2 separate regions of the Homo sapiens genome follow, and region 1 is linked to region 2. Evidence: read pairs that join two places in POLR2A ChIA-PET (ENCODE). Cell type or tissue: Panc1. All regions are shown on one strand. Each heading gives the region's core, and the rest is flanking DNA. Links, peaks and the distances in the headings are about the cores only. Region 1 has its middle 45 kb from the start of LINC00578. Region 2 overlaps TBL1XR1 (TBL1X/Y related 1).

The links. Peaks named below come from ENCODE experiments on the same cell type or tissue, not always from the same donor. Only the 100,000 strongest peaks of a DNase experiment are listed, where the experiment ranks them.
Region 1: POLR2A ChIA-PET joins it to region 2 with 11 read pairs; 3 of 35 experiments call an interaction of 5 or more read pairs at or near these places.

The regions. Positions count from the first base shown.
Region 1 is chr3:177,391,784-177,401,945 of GRCh38, forward strand. No RefSeq gene overlaps it. Among named protein-coding and RNA genes, the nearest start is that of LINC00578, 45 kb to the right of the region's middle. In Panc1, for the core only: no CTCF peak of the experiment used is centred there; no DNase peak of the experiment used is centred there; H3K27ac peaks cover 3,275 bases.
Region 2 is chr3:177,170,287-177,180,448 of GRCh38, forward strand. The region is part of intron 1 of TBL1XR1 (TBL1X/Y related 1); the gene reads right to left. Among named protein-coding and RNA genes, the nearest start is that of TBL1XR1, 22 kb to the right of the region's middle. In Panc1, for the core only: no CTCF peak of the experiment used is centred there; no DNase peak of the experiment used is centred there; H3K27ac peaks cover 1,785 bases.

The sequences.
Region 1 (10,162 bases), core at 1,052-9,051, 220 kb after region 2:
CTCTGATTTTAGTTATTTCTTGCCTTCTGCTAGCTTTTGAATGTGTTTGCTCTTGCTTCTCTAGTTCTTTTAATTGTGATGTTAGGGTGTCAATTTTGGATCTTTCCTGCTTTCTCTTGTGGGCATTTAGTGCTATAAATTTCCCTCTACACACTGCTTTGAATGCGTCCCAGAGATTCTGGTATGTTGTGTCTTTGTTCTCGTTGGTTTCAAAGAACATCTTTATTTCTGCCTTCATTTCGTTATGTACCCAGTAGTCATTCAGGAGCAGGTTGTTCAGTTTCCATGTAGTTGAGCGGCTTTGAGTGAGATTCTTAATCCTGAGTTCTAGTTTGATTGCACTGTGGTCTGAGAGATAGTTTGTTATAATTTCTGTTCTTTTACATTTGCTGAGGAGAGCTTTACTTCCAACTATGTGGTCAATTTTGGAATAGGTGTGGTGTGGTGCTGAAAAAAATGTATATTCTGTTGATTTGGGGTGGAGAGTTCTGTAGATGTCTATTAGGTCCACTTGGTGCAGAGCTGAGTTCAATTCCTGGGTATCCTTGTTGACTTTCTGTCTCGTTGATCTGTCTAATGTTGACAGTGGGGTGTTAAAGTCTCCCATTATTAATGTGTGGGAGTCTAAGTCTCTTTGTAGGTCACTCAGGACTTGCTTTATGAATCTGGGTGCTCCTGTATTGGGTGCATATATATTTAGGATAGTTAGCTCCTCTTGTTGAATTGATCCCTTTACCATTATGTAATGGCCTTCTTTGTCTCTTTTGATCTTTGTTGGTTTAAAGTCTGTTTTATCAGAGACTAGGATTGCAACCCCTGCCTTTTTTTGTTTTCCATTTGCTTGGTAGATCTTCCTCCATCCTTTTATTTTGAGCCTATGTGTGTCTCTGTACGTGAGATGGGTTTCCTGAATACAGCACACTGATGGGTCTTGACTCTTTATCCAATTTGCCAGTCTGTGTCTTTTAACTGGAGCATTTAGTCCATTTACACTTAAAGTTAATATTGTTATGTGTGAATTTGATCCTGTCATTATGATGTTAGCTGGTGATTTTGCTCGTTAGTTGATGCAGTTTCTTCCTAGTCTCGATGGTCTTTACATTTTGGCATGATTTTGCAGCGGCTGGTACCGGTTGTTCCTTTCCATGTTTAGCGCTTCCTTCAGGAGCTCTTTTAGGGCAGGCCTGGTGGTGACAAAATCTCTCAGCATTTGCTTGTCTGTAAAGTATTTGATTTCTCCTTCACTTACGAAGCTTATTTTGGGTGGATATGAAATTCTGGGTTGAAAATTCTTTTCTTTAAGAATGTTGAATATTGGCCCCCACTCTCTTCTGGCTTGTAGGGTTTCTGCCGAGAGATCCGCTGTTAGTCTGATGGGCTTCCCTTTGAGGGTAACCCGACCTTTCTCTCTGGCTGCCCTTAACATTTTTTCCTTCATTTCAACTTTGGTGAATCTGACAATTATGTGTCTTGGAGTTGCTCTTCTCGAGGAGTATCTTTGTGGCGTTCTCTGTATTTCCGGAATCTGAACGTTGGCCTGCCTTGCTAGATTGGGGAAGTTCTCCTGGATAATATCCTGCAGAGTGTTTTCCAACTTGGTTCCATTCTCCGCATCACTTTCAGGTACACCAATCAGACGTAGATTTGGTCTTTTTCACATAGTCCCATATTTCTTGGAGGCTTTGCTCATTTCTTTTTATTCTTTTTCTCTAAACTTCCCTTCTCGCTTCATTTCATTCATTTCATCTTCCATTGCTGATACCCTTTCTTCCAGTTGATCGCATCGGCTCCTGAGGCTTCTGCATTCTTCACGTAGTTCTCGAGCCTTGGTTTTCAGCTCCATCAGCTCCTTTAAGCACTTCTCTGTATTGGTTATTCTAGTTATACATTCTTCTAAATTTTTTTCAAAGTTTTCAACTTCTTTGCCTTTGGTTTGAATGTCCTCCCGTAGCTCAGAGTAATTTGATCGTCTGAAGCCTTCTTCTCTCAGCTCGTCAAAGTCATTCTCCATCCAGCTTTGTTCCGTTGCTGGTGAGGAACTGCGTTCCTTTGGAGGAGGAGAGGCGCTCTGTATTTTAGAGTTTCCAGTTTTTCTGTTCTGTTTTTTCCCCATCTTTGTGGTTTTATCTACTTTTGGTCTTTGATGATGGTGATGTACAGATGGGTTTTCGGTGTGGATGTCCTTTCTGTTTGTTAGTTTTCCTTCTAACAGACAGGACCCTCAGCTGCAGGTCTGTTGGAATACCCTGCCGTGTGAGGTGTCAGAGTGCCCCTGCTGGGGGGTGCCTCCCAGTTAGGCTGCTCGGGGGTCAGGTGTCAGGGACCCACTTGAGGCAGTCTGCCCGTTCTCAGATCTCCAGCTGCGTGCTGGGAGAACCACTGCTCTCTTCAAAGCTGTCAGACAGGGACATTTAAGTCTGCAGAGGTTACTGCTGTCTTTTTGTTTGTCTGTGCCCTGCCCCCAGAGGTGGAGCCTACAGAGGCAGGCAGGCCTCCTTGAGCTGTGGTGGGCTCCACCCAGTTGGAGCTTCCTGGCTGCTTTGTTTACCTAAGCAAGCCTGGGCAATGGCGGGCGCCCCTCCTCCAGCCTCGCTGCCGCCTTGCAGTTTGATCTCAGACTGCTGTGCTAGCAATCAGCGAGACTCCGTGGGTGTAGGACCCTCCGAGCCAGGTGTGGCATATAGTCTCGTGGTGCGCTGTTTTTTAAGCCGGTCTGAAAAGCGCAATATTCGGGTGGGAGTGACCCGATTTTCCAGGTGCGTCCCTCACCCCTTTCTTTGACTCGGAAAGGGAACTCCCTGACCCCTTGCGCTTCCCAGGTGAGGCAATGCCTCGCCCTGCTTCGGCTCGCGCACGGTGCGCGCACCCACTGGCCTGCGCCCACTGTCTGGTACTCCCTAGTGAGATGAACCCGGTACCTCAGATGGAAATGCAGAAATCACCCGTCTTCTGCGTCGCTCACGCTGGGCTTTTTTTCTTTTTCAATACTGCTCCTTCTCTATACATTTCCCTCCCTCCCTCCCTCCCCTCCCCTCATTCCCCTCCCCACTTCTTTCCTTCCCTCCCTCCTTCCCTCCCTTCCTTCCTTCCTTCCTTCCTTTTTATTGAGACAGAGTCTTGCTCTGTCATCCAGGCTGGAGTGCAGTGGCGCAATCTCGACTCACTGCAACCTCCATCTCCCGGGTTCAAGGAATTCTCTTGCCTCAGCCTCCTGAGTAGCTGGGATTACAGGTGTGCGCCACCACGCCAGGCTAATTTTTTTGTATTTTCAGTAGATACAGGGTTTCACTATATTGGCCAGGCTGGTCTTGAACTCCTGACCTCAGGTGATCCGCCTGCCTCGGGCTCCCAAAGTGTTGGGATTACAGGCGTGAGTCACTGCGCCCTGTTATACATTTTTTTTCAACAACATATCACATTGTAGCCATCTCCCAGCCACCAAATGAATTATAAAAATACTAACTCTTCCAGATCTGGGTATACACGCCACCTGCTAGTATTTGGTTGGAGAGAAAATTTCTCAGCCTCTTTCTGTGTGGTGATAATGAATACACTCAGCATCCAGCACGTTTTTAGGCATCTTGAGGAGGAGAGCACACCCAGGGTCTGAAATGTCCTTAGAGCGTGAGAGTTTGGACTCAAGAGAGTCTAGAAAAATGCCCAAGTGCTACTTGCATGTGACAGCCAGGCAGATCTGAGTGTATTTATTCTGATAAACCTTAACCCTGAAAACTCAGAGGTAAGTTCTCAGTGTCTCAACAGAAAGAAATATGCAGCCTGGAAGGTAAACATGGAAGATAGAGTGCCTGCATGGAGAAGACACTAACCCAGGAAGATCGTGAGCTCCCCTTTGAATAAGATGTTCCTCCAGGGCAAAGATGACAAGGCTGTCCCTAATGCCTAGCTCACAGTATGTAGTGATCACAAGACCTGCTCAATAAATTTTTGTTGATGAAGCATTATCCATTGTTATATAGATCATCTGAAGCCATATCCTAAAAGGATATACAGTTGTCCCTTAGTATGGGGGAGGATTGGTTTCAGAGCCCCCCCAAACCATACTAAACTCCGAGAATGTTTACATAAAATGATGTAGTATTTGATATAACCTATGCTCACACTCTCACAGACATTAAATAATCTCTAGGTTAGGTATAATATCTAATACAATGTAAATGCTATGCAAGTAATTGTTATACTGTATTGTTTCTAAAGTATGTATTTTTTGTTATATTCTTATTTTTTATTTTTTTCAAGTATTTTCCATCTATAGTTGGTTAAATCTGTGGACACAAAACCAGTGGATATGGAGGGCTAATTACACTGACATAAAAAATAGATTACTCTAGATTTTAAAATTAAGGTATAGATTATGCCCAGCAAGGTTGATGCACAGGAGAAGCTTTGGAACTCAGAATACTTGCATAAAAACCTAGACACCATCTTTTATTTATTTTATTATTATTTTTTGAGATGGAGTCTCGCTCTGTCACCCAGGTTAGAGTGCAATGACACAATCTCGGCTCACTGCAACCTCTGCCTCCCGGGTTCAAGCGATTCTCCTGCCTCAGCCTCCTGAGTAGCTGGAACTACAGGCGCGCACCACCACACCCAGCTAATTCTTGTATTTTTAGTAGAAACGGGGTTTCACCATGTGGTCAGGCTGGTCTCGAACTCCTGACCTCGTGATCTGCTCGCCTTGGCCTCCCAAAATCCTGGGATTACAGGTGTGAGCCACCGCGCCCGGCCTGACACCCTCTTTTAAAGAGGCTCTAACAGCATGGAGGAAAATGCAGCATGGCTTTATTAATAGTTAGTGAAATGGCAGGGCATACACTCTGTAGAATAGCTCCATATGGTGAGAGCAGAAGACTACATCTTTTATTACCCCACCTTCAAAACCGAAAACCTTGTAGTGAAGAGCTGCCAACAGCACACTGCAAAATGACAAAAGCCCCATAGCACAATGAACTGCTAGATTGTATTACGCTCTGCACATAGAGCAGGAAAATCCCACTTATCATGTAATCATACACACGTGTTATCCCATGTGTGTGAAGCTCAGCCTACAGCCTGAGATTCCACAGCTAAAATCAAAGGGAACAGGGCATATGTCTGAAGGCAGGAAAGGCAAATACAAAGAGAGCCACGATTTCTCATAAACCAGTCATAAAAGGTCATTTTCCTTATCAAACCAATTAATCTATTTAGCTCAACTGATTCTTTGAGACAGTAAAAATTGCTTACGTATCTTGCAAGCACTGAGGAAAGGATCAGCTTTTCTTTTAAAATCAAGAGTGTTAAGATCATTGCAGATATATGACATTCTTGTTGAAATGTTTTTTGTTTTGAAAGCTATACATGGTAATTGTAGAAATAATTAGAAAATAAAGACAAGAGTTTTTAAGAAATGCCAGTATTTCTTCCCCTAAAAGACAGTAACTTTTAACATTTTGGTGAATATATTTGTGGACCCACAACAATGGGCTGATGCCACGAATATTGTTTTATACTTTTTTCCACTTATAAAGATATTGTGAACAATTCTCCATGATAATATGTATTTTTAAATTAATTAAATTACATACAGAAAAGTATGCATATTGTATCATATCAAGGCATAATTTAACATCATTTTAAAGGTATGGTATTTCATTTCTGGGAATACATCGTAATTTATTTAACTAGTGTATGTATGCATGTATTTATTTATTTTTTGAGACGGAGTCTCTCTCTGTCACCCAGGCTAGAGTGCAGTGGCATGGTCTTGGCTCACTGCAACCTCCACCTCCCGGATTCAAGTGATTCTCCTGTCTTAGCCTCCCAAGTAGCTGGGGCTACAGGCACGCACCACCGCGTCTGGCTAATTTTTGTATTTTTAGTAGAGGCGAAGTTGCACCATGTTGGCCAGGCTGATCTTGAACTTCTCCTGACCTCAGGTGATCTGCCTGCCTTGGCCTCCCAAATTATTTTGTTTTTAGAAATACAAGGTTTCCCTACATCTCCCTTCACTATTATAAAAAAATGCAAAAGAATATCAATGGACATATTGTATATCTTTGCACATATCCCTAAATTATGTCCTTAGGATTACTATTAAAATTGGAATTACTGGTTAAATGAGATGATTTTTTCTAAAGCTTTGCCATATAGCTTTCTGGAATAGTCATACCTGGCTATGCTCCTACCCTCAGTGCACGAGCTTATATGAAGAAAGGGAGGTTGTGTCATTTACAAGTTGCAAAGAGTTTTCTTTCTCTGGAAAGCATGTGTATTTCTTTAAGCATGAATTGCATGAATAAGTCCTTTGGCCTTTTTTTTTTTTTTTTCTACTGGGATGTCTTTGTTTGTGTTGCTATAAAGGAATACCCGAGGCTGGGTAATTCATAAAGAAAAGAGGTTTATTTGGCTCAGGTTCTGCGGGCTGTACAAAAAGCATGGCACCAGTATTTGCTTCTGGCAAGGGCCTCAGGCTGCTTCCACTCATGGCCGAAGGGAAAGGGGAGCTAGAGTGTGCAGAGGTCACAGGGGAGAGCAGAAGCAGGAGAGAGGGGAGGGAGGTGTCAGGCTCTTTTTACAAACCAGTTCTGGATGGAACTAAGAGAGTGAGAGTTCATTTCCGTGAGGACAGCACCAGGACGTTCATGAGGGATCTGTTCCTGTGACCCAAGCATTTCCCATGAGGCCCCACCTCCAACACTGGGGATCACATTTCAACATAAGACTTGGCGGGGCCAAACAAACCGTATCTAACCCATAGCATGGGATATTCGTCTTTTCTTTTCAATTACAATATCTTCTTACGTCATAATGAATTAATCTTTTATCTGACTTATGTGAAGGAATTTTTCTTATTTTATCATTTGCCTTTGAAATATTTATGTATATTTGTGTGTGTGCAGTTGATCCTCATTATTTATGAATTCTGTATTTGCGAATTTACTCACCAAAATTTATTTCTAACTCTATATCAATATTTGTTGCACTTTTTGGTTATGTGTGGACATGCACAGAGCTGTAAAAAATGTGTGTTGCTTGACATGCGTGTTCCCAGATGAAGCAGAACAAGGTTGCTTTACCTTCCTGTTTAATCTGTCATATGGGAAACATGGGGCTTTTTTTCCTCGTCTGTTTAGTGCCACATTTTCCACGTTTGTGCTTTTTGTTGGTGCTTTCATTGTTTCAAATAGCCCCTAAGCATAGTGCTGAAGCGATGTCTTGTGTTCCCAAGCTCGAGAAGGCTGTGATGAGCCTTGTGTTAGATAAGCTTCATTCAGGCATGCATTATTGTGCTGTTGGTCATTAGTTAAATGTTAGTGAATCAACAACATGTAATAAATAAGGTGTCTTTAGACAGAAGCACACATAAAACAAAGTTAAGTATCAATTGGTTGATTAAAATGTTGGGATCCGGCCGGGTATGGTGGCTCACACTTGTAATCCCAGCACTTTGGGAGGCCGAGGTGGGCCGATCACGAGGTCAGGAGATCGAGATCATCCTGGCTAACACGGTGAAACCCCGTCTCTATTAAAAATACAAAAAATTAGTCAGGTGTGGTGGTGGGCGCCTGTAGTCCCAGCTACTCGGGAGGCTGAGGCAGGAGAATGGAGTGAACCCAGGAGGCAGAGCTTGCAGTGAGCCAAGATTGCACCACTGCACTCCAGCCTAGGCGACAGAGTGAGACTCCGTCTCAAAAAAAAAAAAAAAAAAAAGTTGGGATCTGAGGCTTGCAGGAACCCAGCCCTCTATTTTCCTGGGAGCAATGGTTCAATATCACCAATTCAGTGTTCACACATGACTAATGTGAATAATGAGAATCAACTGTATATATATTTTTTCTTCACAGGTAGACATTTACATTTTTTATCTAGACACGTATTTCTTTTTTTAAAATAGATTATGCCTTGGTGATGTGCTTAGTATTGTAAAAACATTTATATTCTAGTCTTCATATTTTCCATGTTGGGGGACCTCTGCTCTAGTGACACCCCTGGACTCTCACTGGACCACCCACTTACCTGAGTGGTGACTTTGGGAACAGAAACAGACCCTTTAACCCTTCTCGAATCTGCCCCCTTCCTGAAAATAGCACATATCCTCTGATCCTTACATTTTATAGGGCACACCTCTTCCCCCAAGGTAAAGGCCTGGAAGTTGAGTACTGCCTGTAATCAAGAAAGTCAACTTTTGAAGTACAGTATTAGCAGGTCCACGGCCATTGCTGACTTAATAACTTAAGAGTATTGCTGAAGCTATAATCTCTAATACCTGCTTTATCAGTGATAATGTTCATTTTCTCACTGACTCCAGGGTTGAGCTCTCAGTTGGTTACAAACTAAGGCAGGAAAAGAAAGCATGTTCTTGTAGTAGCTATCTTTACTTAAAAATTTCTTTTTCACATTAAAAATGTTATTTATATTCACATATGAATATTTATTATTATTACTATTATTATTTCTTGAGACAGAATTTCACTCTCGTCACCCACGCTGGAGTGCAATGGAGTGATCTCAGCTCACTGCAACCTCTGCCTTCCAGGTTCAAGAGATTATCTTTCCTCAGCCTCCCAAGTAGCTGGGATTACAGGCATCCACCACCACACCCAGCTAATTTTCATGTTTTTAGTAGAGACGGGGTTTCTCCATGTTGGCCAGGCTGGTCTCAAACTTGTGACCTCAGGTGATCCGCCCACTTTGGCCTCCCAAAGTGCTGGGATAACAGGCACGAACCACCATGCCTGGCCACACATATGACTTTTTTTTTTTTTTTTTTTTTTTTTGAGATGGAGTTTTGCTCTTGTTGCCCAGGCTGGAGTGCAATGGTGCGATCTCGGCTCGCCGAAACCTCCGCCTCCCGGATTCAAGCGATTCTCCTGCCTCAGCCTCCTGAGTAGCTGGGAATACAGGCATGTGCATCCAAGCCCGGCTAATTTTGTATTTTTAGTAGAGACCAGGTTTCTCCTGTTGATCAGGCTAGTCTCAAACTCCCAACCTTAGGCGATCCACCCTCCTTGGCCTCCCAAAGTGCTGGGATTACAGGTGTGAGCCACTGCCGGCCACACCACCTGGCCACATATGAATATTTATAGTTCTTCTTTGACTTACTTGTTTTTTTATCTCTTAATTCTTTGTTTCAGAGTAGCTAATGTTGCTGTTGGATTTCTGTTTTTATATAAGGCACTGACACTCAAAAAAAGGGAGCAGGCTCTGTTAGCCCCTCAGGTTATCTGTGGTTTGGGGGGCAGTTCTTCCCTTGTTCCTACCAGCCTTGCTTTCTGGGGTCTGAGCCTAAATCTTATTTACCTTGACTTGTTATCTGATAAAAATTTTAGTCTTGATTCTCGCACTGTTTGACGCTCAGCCTGTTGCAGCATGGCCTCCACCTCTCATTCTCACTGAATTTTTTCTTTGCAAGTTATGTCCCTGGCTCTTCTTTTCTGTATCACTACCCCTGGGATATTAGGTGTTTGACTCAGAGGTGAGCTAAAGTGTAGTGACTCTGTCCAGACTTAATCTTAGAGCTCCAGAGCTTCACATTATTTTCCCCCTAAATTCTATCACCCATAAACAGTCAAAGATACTTGGAGTTGCCATGTACTGCAATGGCCTTGTACGTATCATGGGTCTCTCAGCTTGGTGACACCAGTCCAGGCTATATGAAGAACTTTTGTTGTTATTTAAGAACATAGTATATACTGTTATTCTTTTAAATTCATCATCCATAGAAAGACAGAATGCTATTATGGGAAGAGTCTTTGAATAAGATAGAACTGGATTCAGATCCTGCTTTTCCTGCTTTACCAGCTGTGTAACCTGCTATGTTGACCTTTAAGACTGAGTTTCCTCATCTATAAAATAGTGAAAATAGTAAGCATTCTCTCAGAAAATGAGAGAATTTTTGTAGGGTACCTAGCACAATGCTTGGAGATGACAGAAGATTGATACCTGTTGGTTAAATATGTTTTTTTATTCTGTTGCCTTCTCTTCTACATTGGGCGAGATTTCAGCTCTAATCTTTTAGCACATTCATAGAATAAATAATTTCAAAGTATTTTTCATGCATAATCTGGTAAATTACTCTGTTTTATTCTGTTCTTCTACAAACCACCAAAAGGAACGAGCAAATCAGGGACACTTCCAGGGGACATGACTCTTCCAAGGG
Region 2 (10,162 bases), core at 1,184-9,183:
ACCGTCCCACACAAAAACACTTACCTGTAGACCTAACTCATAAATTACTATCCCTGGCGGTCTTTCCACTAATATTCCTCTTTTTGGAATGTCCTTCTTCCCCCACCCCTCCACAACTCCATATCTAGCAAATCTTTCAAGATTTGCTCTACACTCCACCTGGCCCAACACTGGGTTAATAACCCTTCCCAGGTGCTCCTAAAAACAGCCTGTATTATGCTTACCTGGCTCTTATTTCCTGTTGACGTGGCACAGTGCCTGGAGCATAATAGGCACTCAATGATAGAATCGGGTGGGGAGAAAAAGGTCTTTCTCACATTTATATTCTAAAGTCCTTGAGATCAATGGTTTTTGTTGTTGTTGTTTTGGGACAGGGTCTCACTGTGTCACTCACTGCAGTCTCCACTTCCCCAGCTCAAGCAATCTTCCTGCCTCTGCCCACCAAGTACCTGGGAATACAGGCATGCACCACCATGCCCAGCTAGTTTTTGTATTTTTTGTTGAGACGAGGTCTCGCCATGTTGCCCAAGCTGGTCTCAAACTCCTGAGCTCAAGCTATCCACCCACCTCAGCCTCCCAAAGTGCTGGGATTGCAGGCATGAGCCACCGTGCCAATGATCATGTCTTACCTGTCCCTGGATCCCCAGTTCTAACAATGCTGGCATGTAGCAAACACCTTTTTGAAGCCCACTGAGTGAATAACTGTGGTTCAAAAGCCTTAAGAAAAAACTATTATACAATCACGTTCAAGCCAATACTGATACCTTATAAAATCCAGGCGCGGTGGCTCACGCCTGTAATCCCAGCACTTTGGAAGGCCGAGGCGAGCGGATCACCTGAGGTCAGGTGTTTAAGACACACCTGACCAATATGGAGAAACCCCATCTCTACTCAAAATACTAAATTAGCCAGGTGTGGTGGCACATGCCTGTAATCCCAGCTACTCGGGAGACTGAGGCAGGAGAATTGCTTGGACCCAGGAGGCAGAGGTTGCAATGAGCTGAGATCGCACCATTGCACTACAGCCTGAGCAACAAGAGTGAAACTCTGTCTCAATAAATAAATACATACATACACACATAAAATCCATATGAAGACACTACCTCCTGAATTAGAAGTGTGCTGTTGGCCGGGCGCACTGGCTCACACCTGTAATCCTAGCACTCTGGGAGGCCGAGGCAGGTGGATCACGAGATCAGTAGATCGAGACCATCCTGGCTAACACGGTGAAACCCCATCTCTACTAAAAATACAAAAAAAAATTAACCAGGTGTGGTGTGGTGGCGGGCGCCTGTAGTCCCAGCTACTCGGGAGGCTGAGGCAGGAGAATGGTGTGAACCCGGGAGGCGGAGCTTGCAGTAAGCCAAGATCGCCCCACTGCACTCCAGCCTGGGCAACAGAGCCAGACTCCGTCTCAAAAAAAAAAAAAAAAAAAAAAAAAGTTTGCTGTGATTCCGAAAAAAGAAATCCAGGGCTTTTTGGAGAAATGGCTGACTCTAGGGCTAGAAAAGAAAAATACCAGAAGAGTTTGGAGCAAATTGTTATGTCAGAAAGTAAGAAACTGCTTAAAAAATCAAAGGACAGAGCATGTTGAAAGGGCACAGGAGGCCAGCCTGAAAGAGGTGCCAGTGGCAAAAGGTGGAACAACTGTAGCAGCAAATCAAGTAGTGGTAACATTAAATTATAACCCAAAGAATGGCCAGATGCGGTGGCTCACGCCTGTAATCCCAGCACTTTGGGAGGCCAAGGCAGGCGGATAGGTCAGGAGATTGAGACCATCCTGGCTAACATGGTGAAACCCCGTCTCTACTAAAAATACAAAAAATTAGCTGGGCATGGTGGCACGCACCTGTAATCCCAACTACTTGGGAGGCTGAAGCAGGAAAATCACTTGAACCCGGGAGGCAGAGGCTGCAGTGAGCCAAGATTGCGCCACTGCGCTCCAGCTCGGGAGACAAAGCAAAACTCCCACCTCAAAAAAAAAAAAAAAAAAATTATAACCCTTATAACCCAAAGAACAAAAATATCCACAAGTCCACACTGACATAAGTCATGGAATGAGTGAATAAATAAGTAAATATACAGGAGAAAAGGAACAAATCTCCTGTAAAGAAAAAAAACCCAATTAATGCATGTAAAAAGGAATAAGGGAACTAGAAAAATCACACCATTAGAAAACCACAGTCATCGGCCAGATGCAGTGGCTCATGCCTCTAATCCCAGCATTTTGGGAGGCCAAGGCAGGAGGATCGCATGAGCCCAGGATCGGAAGGTTAGTGAGCCATAATCGTACCACTACACTCCTGCCTGAGTGACAAGGCAAGACCCTCATCTCAAGAAAGAGAGAAGAGAGAGAGAGAGAAAGAGAGAGAGAGAGAAGGGAGGGGAGGGGAGGGGAGAGGGGAGGGGAGGAGAGGGAAGAGAAGAGCCAAGCCGAGCCAAGCCAAGCCAAGCCATAGTAAGTATTGCTCCAGATGAGATCCACTGATGAATGCTAAAATTATTGGACAAAACTTTCAAGGAAAAAAATGGCTATCTGCACAGCCTCAAAGCATCTCCCCAAAGTATTTCTTAATTACCACAGTGGTTTTAACATATTTCTTTGGCCAGGCGCGGTGGCTCATGCCTGTAATCCCAGCACTTTGGGAGGCCAAGAAGGGCAGATCACCTGAGGTCAGGAGTTCAAGACCAGCCTGAACAACAAGGAGAAACCTCGTATCTACTAAACACAAACAAACAAAAAATACAAAATTAGCCGGGCGTGGTGATGCATGCCTGTAATCCCAGCTACTCCGCAGTCTGAGGCAGGAGAATCGCTTGAACCTGGGAGGCGGGGGCTGCAGTGAGCCGAGATCGTGCCACTGCACTCCAGCCTGGGAAACAAGAGCAAAACTCCATCTCAAACAAAACAAAACAAAACAAAACACCATATTTCTTAATTACCGTGGTGATTTTAACATATGTCCACAAATTTTCCATGCTTTTCCCTCTAGTACGTAGAACTTAACATCCCTTTGCCTTGCATGAGGGCTAGATTAGTAGACTCACTTCTAATGAGCAGGTTGAGAAGCGAAAAACAGTAATTTCAGAGCGAAGGAACTTGGCACACATTACCTTAACCAAGAGACAAGATTAACATCACCAAGATTAAAATATACCAATAAGTGTCCCCTGTTTGATATGATGTGATGAGACAGGCACATCAACTCTATGGTATTGTACCCATAACCTCAGTCTAATCATTACAAATATCAGACAAACCAGTACTCTTCAAAATTGTCCAGGTCATGAAAAAGGGGAAAGACTGAGAAACTGTCACAGGTCAGAGGAGACTAAGGAGAAAACTAAATGCAACATGAGAACCTGGATTGGCTATTGGAACAGAAAAAAAGACATTCGTGGAAAAAACCGGAGAAATCCAAATAAAACCTATAGTTTAGTATTATACCAATGTTCATTTCTTAGGTTTGATAAATACACCATGGTTAGGTAAGACTGTAATACTGAGGAAGCAGTGTGAGGGTACACTGGAACTTTGTACTAACTTTGCAACTTTCTGTAAATCTAAAATTATTTCAAAAGTTAATATTTTTAAATTATAATCAGTTATACATTTAATCCAGATTAACACTCCAATGTTATCAAAGAAATTCTAATGACTTTTATATTAATGTAAAATCTTTAGAAGTGTTGTCAAAATATATGAAAAAGGGACTAATCCGAAATTCAAAAATTACACCCACTAGCAACTTCATGAACTACTTATACCAATCGATTTTTCACGTGACTATTCTCAAATAAGCATCTAATTTATTTATCCCTTGGTTAAGGTTATTATGATGACAGGCCGGGTGCGGTGGCTCACGCCTGTACTCCCAGCACTTTTGGAGGCCAAGGCGGATCACGAGGTCAGGAAATGGAGACCATCCTGGCTAACCAGTGAAACCCCGTCTGTAGTAAAAATACAAAAAAATTAGCCGGCCGGAGTGGCAAGCACCTGTAGTCCCAGCTACTGGGGAGGCTGAGGCAGAAGAATGGCGTGAACCCAGGAGGCAGAGCTTGCAGTGAGCTGAGATAGTGCCACTGCACTCCGGCCTGGGTGACAGAGCGAGACTCCATCTCAAAAAAAAAAAAAAAAAAAAAAGGTTATGATGATGACAAAGGATTCCTCATTCTCAATAGCAACTTCCCATAACACACCCTCCTGCTTTAGCTTTTGTCCATTAGCTATTCAGAAGCAAATTAATTCCCCATCCCAACAAACTCCCAATCTTCATACTCCTGTTCCCCAGAAAAAGAGGAGCAGTAGCAAGCCAGAAAGGAGACCCGGATGCTTAGCTCTTTTCAATACCACTCTCTTATGAATCTCCAATTGCATTTTTTGCAGAATTCAGAAACATGAACTAGTTTGCAATACTCCAAGAATTACTGGTGTCATTCACACCTATTACACTACTACCAGCTCAACTTTCTCCCCTGTCCAGAGCTAAGGCCCTTCCCTCCCAAATCCTCATCTCATCCTTCACACACTACACATCCAAGGTTGAAACATAATCCTGCCGTTCCGTTTAAAATCCTTCACTAGTTCCTATTACGGTCAGAAGAATGTCCTTAGGCACAGCAAAGAAGTCACTTTATGATATGAGCCCTGCTTACCAATTTCCAGCTCCTTCTCATCATTTACCAACTTAAAAACTGTACGCTAGACATAAACAAAACTGTTTGCCAGAAAAGACCAAACTGTTTGGCATCTTTATTCCCTGACACCTGCCTTCTTCTCATGTCTTATTTTTTATGGTAAATTATTTTAATGTACACTGGTTCTCAATTAGCACTTAATATAAGCAGCTCCTGAAACTTATTTTAGTATTTAGAAGATTATAAATGTGAATAACATTGTATTGTACTACTTAACAAACACAGTTTTAGTACACAATTTCCAAGACAAAGCAAAATAAAAGCTTAGCTGCTGAAGAATTGGCTTTGACATTCAGGAATCATACCATGAAAATAAAGATATTAAAGGAAAAAAAATCATTCTCAAAAATGTGTTTGGTGATATTATTTTAATTCTCTCTTCCATGAAACAGAATGTAACAAATGCACCTGAACTCACAAGTTTAATGAATAAAATAGAAGTTTCCTCTTCAGATATCTAAAAAATATTTTGAGACTAATGTATTCAAAATTGAGAACGTGCCTGGAAAACGCAAATGTTTTAAGAAAAACCAGTGCAGGCAGAGATCAGTATTGTACACACTCCCTGTAATTTGGGTGAACACACTTAATTTTTTAAATTATATATGCAATCATAGGGTTAAAGAACATTAGGTCCAGAAAAAACCTCTCAGAGATTCAACATAACGTGTTAAGGATGAAGCAACTGAAATCCAGAAACAAATATCTTAAGTCACAAAAGGCTTATTCTACATGGCAACCCATTTACTTATTTTGGTGACCTAATGAAGCATTAAAATAATAAGTTATTCAGGCCAGGCGCGGTGGCTCATGCCTGTAATCCTAGCACTTTGGGAGGCCGAGGCGTGCGGATCTCGAGGTCAGGAGATCGAGACCATCCTGACTAACACGGTGAAACCCCATCTCTACTAAAAATACAAAAATTAGCCGGGCGTGGTGGTGGGCGCCTGTAGTCCCAGCTACTCAGGAGGCTGAGGCAGGAGAATGGCGGGTGAACCCAGGAGACAGAGCTTGCAGTGAGCCCACATAGCGCCACTGCACTCCAGCCTGGGCAACAGAGCGAGACTCTGTCTCTAAAAAAAAAAAAAAATTAATTAAAATAAACAAATAAATAAATTTGCAGCACTGATATCTGGGGGAAAATTTAAAAAGTAAAATAAATAAAAATCAATAAAATAATAAGTTGTTCAGAATATGTAACTTGTTAATTTTCTTGTTTTTTGTTTTTGAGATGGAGTCTGGCTCTGTCGCCCAGGCTGGAATGCAGTGGTGCGATCTCGGCTCACTGCAACACCTCCGCCCCCTGGGCTCAAGCGATTCTCCTGCCTCAGCCTCCCGAGTAGCTGCGATTACAGGCTTGCGCCACCATGCCTGGCTAATTTTTGTATTTTTAATAGAGACGGAATTTCACCATGTTGGCCAGGCTGGTCTCGAACTCCTGACCTCAGATGATCCACCCACCTCGGCCTCCCAAAGTACTGGGAATACATGTGTGAGCCACTGGTTAATTTTCTTAAATGCTAATATTATTTAAATGTTTGATTATGGCTGGGCAAGCTGGCTCACACCTGTAATCCCAGCACTTTGGGAGGCCAAGGCAGGTGAATCACCTGAGGTCAGGAGTTCGAGACCAGCCCGGCCAACATGGAGAAACCCTCATCTCTATTAAAAACACAAAAAATTAGCCAGGCGTGATGGCGCATGCCTGTAATCCCACCTATTCAGGAGGCTGAGGCAGCAAAGTCACTTGAACACGGGAGGCAGAGGTTGCAGTGAGCCAAGATTGCGCCACTGCACTCCAGCCTGGGCAGAAGAAAAACTCTGTCTCAAAAAAGAAATTTAAAAATTAGCTGGCTATGGTGGGGCACGTCTGTAGTCCCAGCTACTGACGAGGCTGAGGTGGGAGGATTCCTTGAGCCCAGGAGGTCAAGGCTGCAGGAGGCAGTGATCGCACCACTTTACTCCAGCTTGGGCAACAAAGGGAAGCCATCTCAATTTTTTGAAAAAGGAAAATAGCAGGGCTGTTGACAGAGATTACTGGTAGCATCCAAATGGGTCTGGTTCCGGTTGCTCCTAAATCCCAGCTGACTCAATGCTCTTCCCAATCAATCAGTCCACTTTTGGATTCCATATGCCAATGCCAATGAATACCCTTTTTAACTTAAGCCAAAAGTTTGCATGAAGTTTCTATCATATAACTAAAGGAGTTCTGACCCATGCACTTTGGGAGTCCAAAGCAGGCGGATCACGAGGTCAGGAGTCCGAGACCAGCCTGACCAACACGGTGAAACCCCATCTCTACTAAAAATACAAAAATTAACCGGGTGTGGTGGCGTGCGCCCGTTATCCCAGCTACTCAGGAGGCTGAAGAAGGAGAATCACTCGAACCCAGGAGGCAGAGGTTGCAGTGAACCGAGATTGCGCCACTGCACTCCAGCCTAGGCGACAGAGCAAGACTCCATCTCAAAAAAAATAAAAATAAAAATAAAACATTAACTTCTCATTTATGATTATCATCAGTACAAAGCACATTTTCAGATTGGTCCATCAATTATCCATTTACCCGTTTTTTCTATTATTTGACTCGATTGCCATCTTTAAGTATGGCACTCACATATGTCCCTGGGCTTCCAAATTTCAACATTTAGTAAAACCTCTTCTGACCCTCCCCTAAATGCTAACCTTTTAATAAATTATTTCCAGTACTCTAATTATAAGGATGAACCAATTTAAGACTACCAGCTAATCATGAAAACATACCTAAGACAACAATCCACTCAACTATTTATTACGAACCTGCTAGGTCCTGTTCTAGGTAGCTGCAGACAGAATGACACATAAAATAGAGCCCCTCCCTGTTCTCATGCAGTTTAAATTCTGGAGGGACGTTTAAAAAAAAAAACAATGATCAAAGTTACTTCAGAGAGACAAAACTGCAACGTGGAGAATAAGGGTCTGATGGCTGAAAACTGCCGCGGGTGGGCAGTAATTTCAGTGTAACCTCTCTGAGGTGTTGGCATTGGAACTGAGAGGGAATGACATAAAAGAATCAGCTATATAACAATCTCAGGGCAGAGTATGAGGCAAAGAACAAAGTAATTAAGACGCTGAGACAGGAATAAGCTTGTTCAGTGGGTGTGGAGCTGGAATGGCTGGGCACGGTGAACAAGGTGAAACAAGATAAGGTTTGTGAGGTGGCCAGGGGCCAGATCGCACAGCAGAGTTTGGGGAGGAGGGACCCTCATAGGCTAAGATGTTTGAACTTTATACTGAGTGTGATCAAAAACCCTTAAAGGAAGGGGAAAGAGAAGAAAATGACATTTACTGGGCATCTAATATAGTACCAGATTTTAAAAATAAGTATAAATGTTTCTTCTGTGCACTCTATAAAACAATATAAGCATTCCCGGAAAACTTGACTTTACACAGTCACATGCTAAAAGTAACAAGCACTTTATGAGAAAAAAAAAGGAAGACCATCCCTATGCCACTTTGTAACCAAAATATTAACAAAGGCAATGTGAATAAAAATACAAATAAAAATGTTTAATATTAAGTTCCTAATAAAGATACAACTTTCAGGTGAAGGAAGCACACTAAGCAGGTAATTCCAGCACTTTGGGATGCCCAGGCAGGCGGATCACCTGAGGTCAGGAGTTCGAGACCAGCTTGACCAACATGGAGAAGCCCTAATTATACAGGAATCCAGCGATCTATTGGAAAAATAAAGGAGATGGGACCATATTTTAAGACAAGTTGTGGAAAAGGTTCCAGGATCAAACTGGGTAGGGTATAAATATTCTTCACCCATGGAACTGCTGTGGTTTCTTTTCTTTTATAACCTGATTATCAGTCAGGCGCAGTGGTTCACGCCTGTAACCCCAGCACTTTGGGAGGCCGAGGCTGGTGGATCACCTGAGATCAGGAGATCGAGACCATCCTGGCTAACACGGTGAAACCCCGTTCTACTAAAAATACAAAAATTAGCCGGGTGTGGTGGCGGGTGCCTGTAATCCCACCTACTCGGGAGGCGGAGGCAAGAGAATTGCTTGAAGCCGGGAGGTGGCAATTGCAGTGAGCCAAGATCACGCCATTGCACTCCAGCCTGGGCAACAAGAGCGAAACTACGTCTCAAAAAAAAAAAAAAAAAAAAAAAAGATACTTGGGGCTGTGAAGAGATGGGGGAGAATCGCACAACAACCCCCTCCAAAAACTTCAAAGACTAAAAACATGGCCAAACTAGGCCAACAGGAAGAATTCACAAGTGGCCACCATGGCTTGTTTCATTCAGCTCTTAGTGTACTTTGAGCTCGACTATTGTTACCTGATGCAAAACATGAATATGCTGGGGAAAATCACGTATGAACCAGAGCAATCTCCTTGTTGTACTGACATAATTCTCGTATTTACCAATTACATATGAGCCTATTCCGGATACAGACACACGCTGGAGCACAACCAAGTATTCTTTTAACTTACGGTATCTGTTTTATTCTAACTAAATTCTTAAGAGATAAGTCATGGCATTTTGCAAATATGGGAACTGAAGCTCAAGAGAGGCAGGTAAAATGTATCCAAAGTTTCTCCCAGGAGTGAAGCTAAAGGTTGCAGAAGTTATTCCTAAACCCAACCTCAAAGTTGCAACTACTCTTGGGAGGGCTTCAAACCAAGACCTTTAAATTCTACCATGTGCATTCACCATATTTATCAAAGACCATTAGCATGCTGTTATGGTTCCTGTCATTACCAGTTCTCACTTGTAACAAGTCACTTCTATGTTGATTTGTCAGAACAAAGGAGCCAACCAACCGATATATCTACTAGCAAAATACACATGAATCATCTGGAAGAAAACGCAAGAAAGGCAAATGAGGCTAGATAAAATGAGGCAGCTAGATTCACCAGCATATCTGACACAAAAAAGGGAACAAACCAAGTAGAGAAGCAACAAATTAAAAAACATACCCACTACAGGCTGGGTGCAGTCGCTCATGCCTGTAATCCCAGCACTTTGGGAGGCCAAGGCAGGCAATCATGAGGTCAGGAGATCGAGACCATCCTGGCCAACATGGTGAAACCCTATCTCTACTAAAATACAAAAAATTAGCCAGGCATGGTGGCACGTGCCTGTAATCCCAGCTACTTGGGAGGCTGGGGCAGGAGAATTGCCTGAATCCGGGAGGCGTGGGTTGCAGTGAGCTGAGATCGTGTCACTGCACTCCAGCCTGGTGACGGAGCAAGACTCCGTCTCAAAAAAAAAAAAAAAAAAAAAAGCATACCCACTACAAGAAACAGAGCCCAGAGATACAAAAGATTAAAGTACCTACTTTAATCTACAGACAAGTAAACAAAGGGTAAAAAAGGGAAAAGCCCATAAATACGTTCATTCCCCCCCCCCCCATTTAATAGTACCTTGTCTGTTTTAACAACATTCAGAGGAAAACAAAAATGTTACTCATTTAAA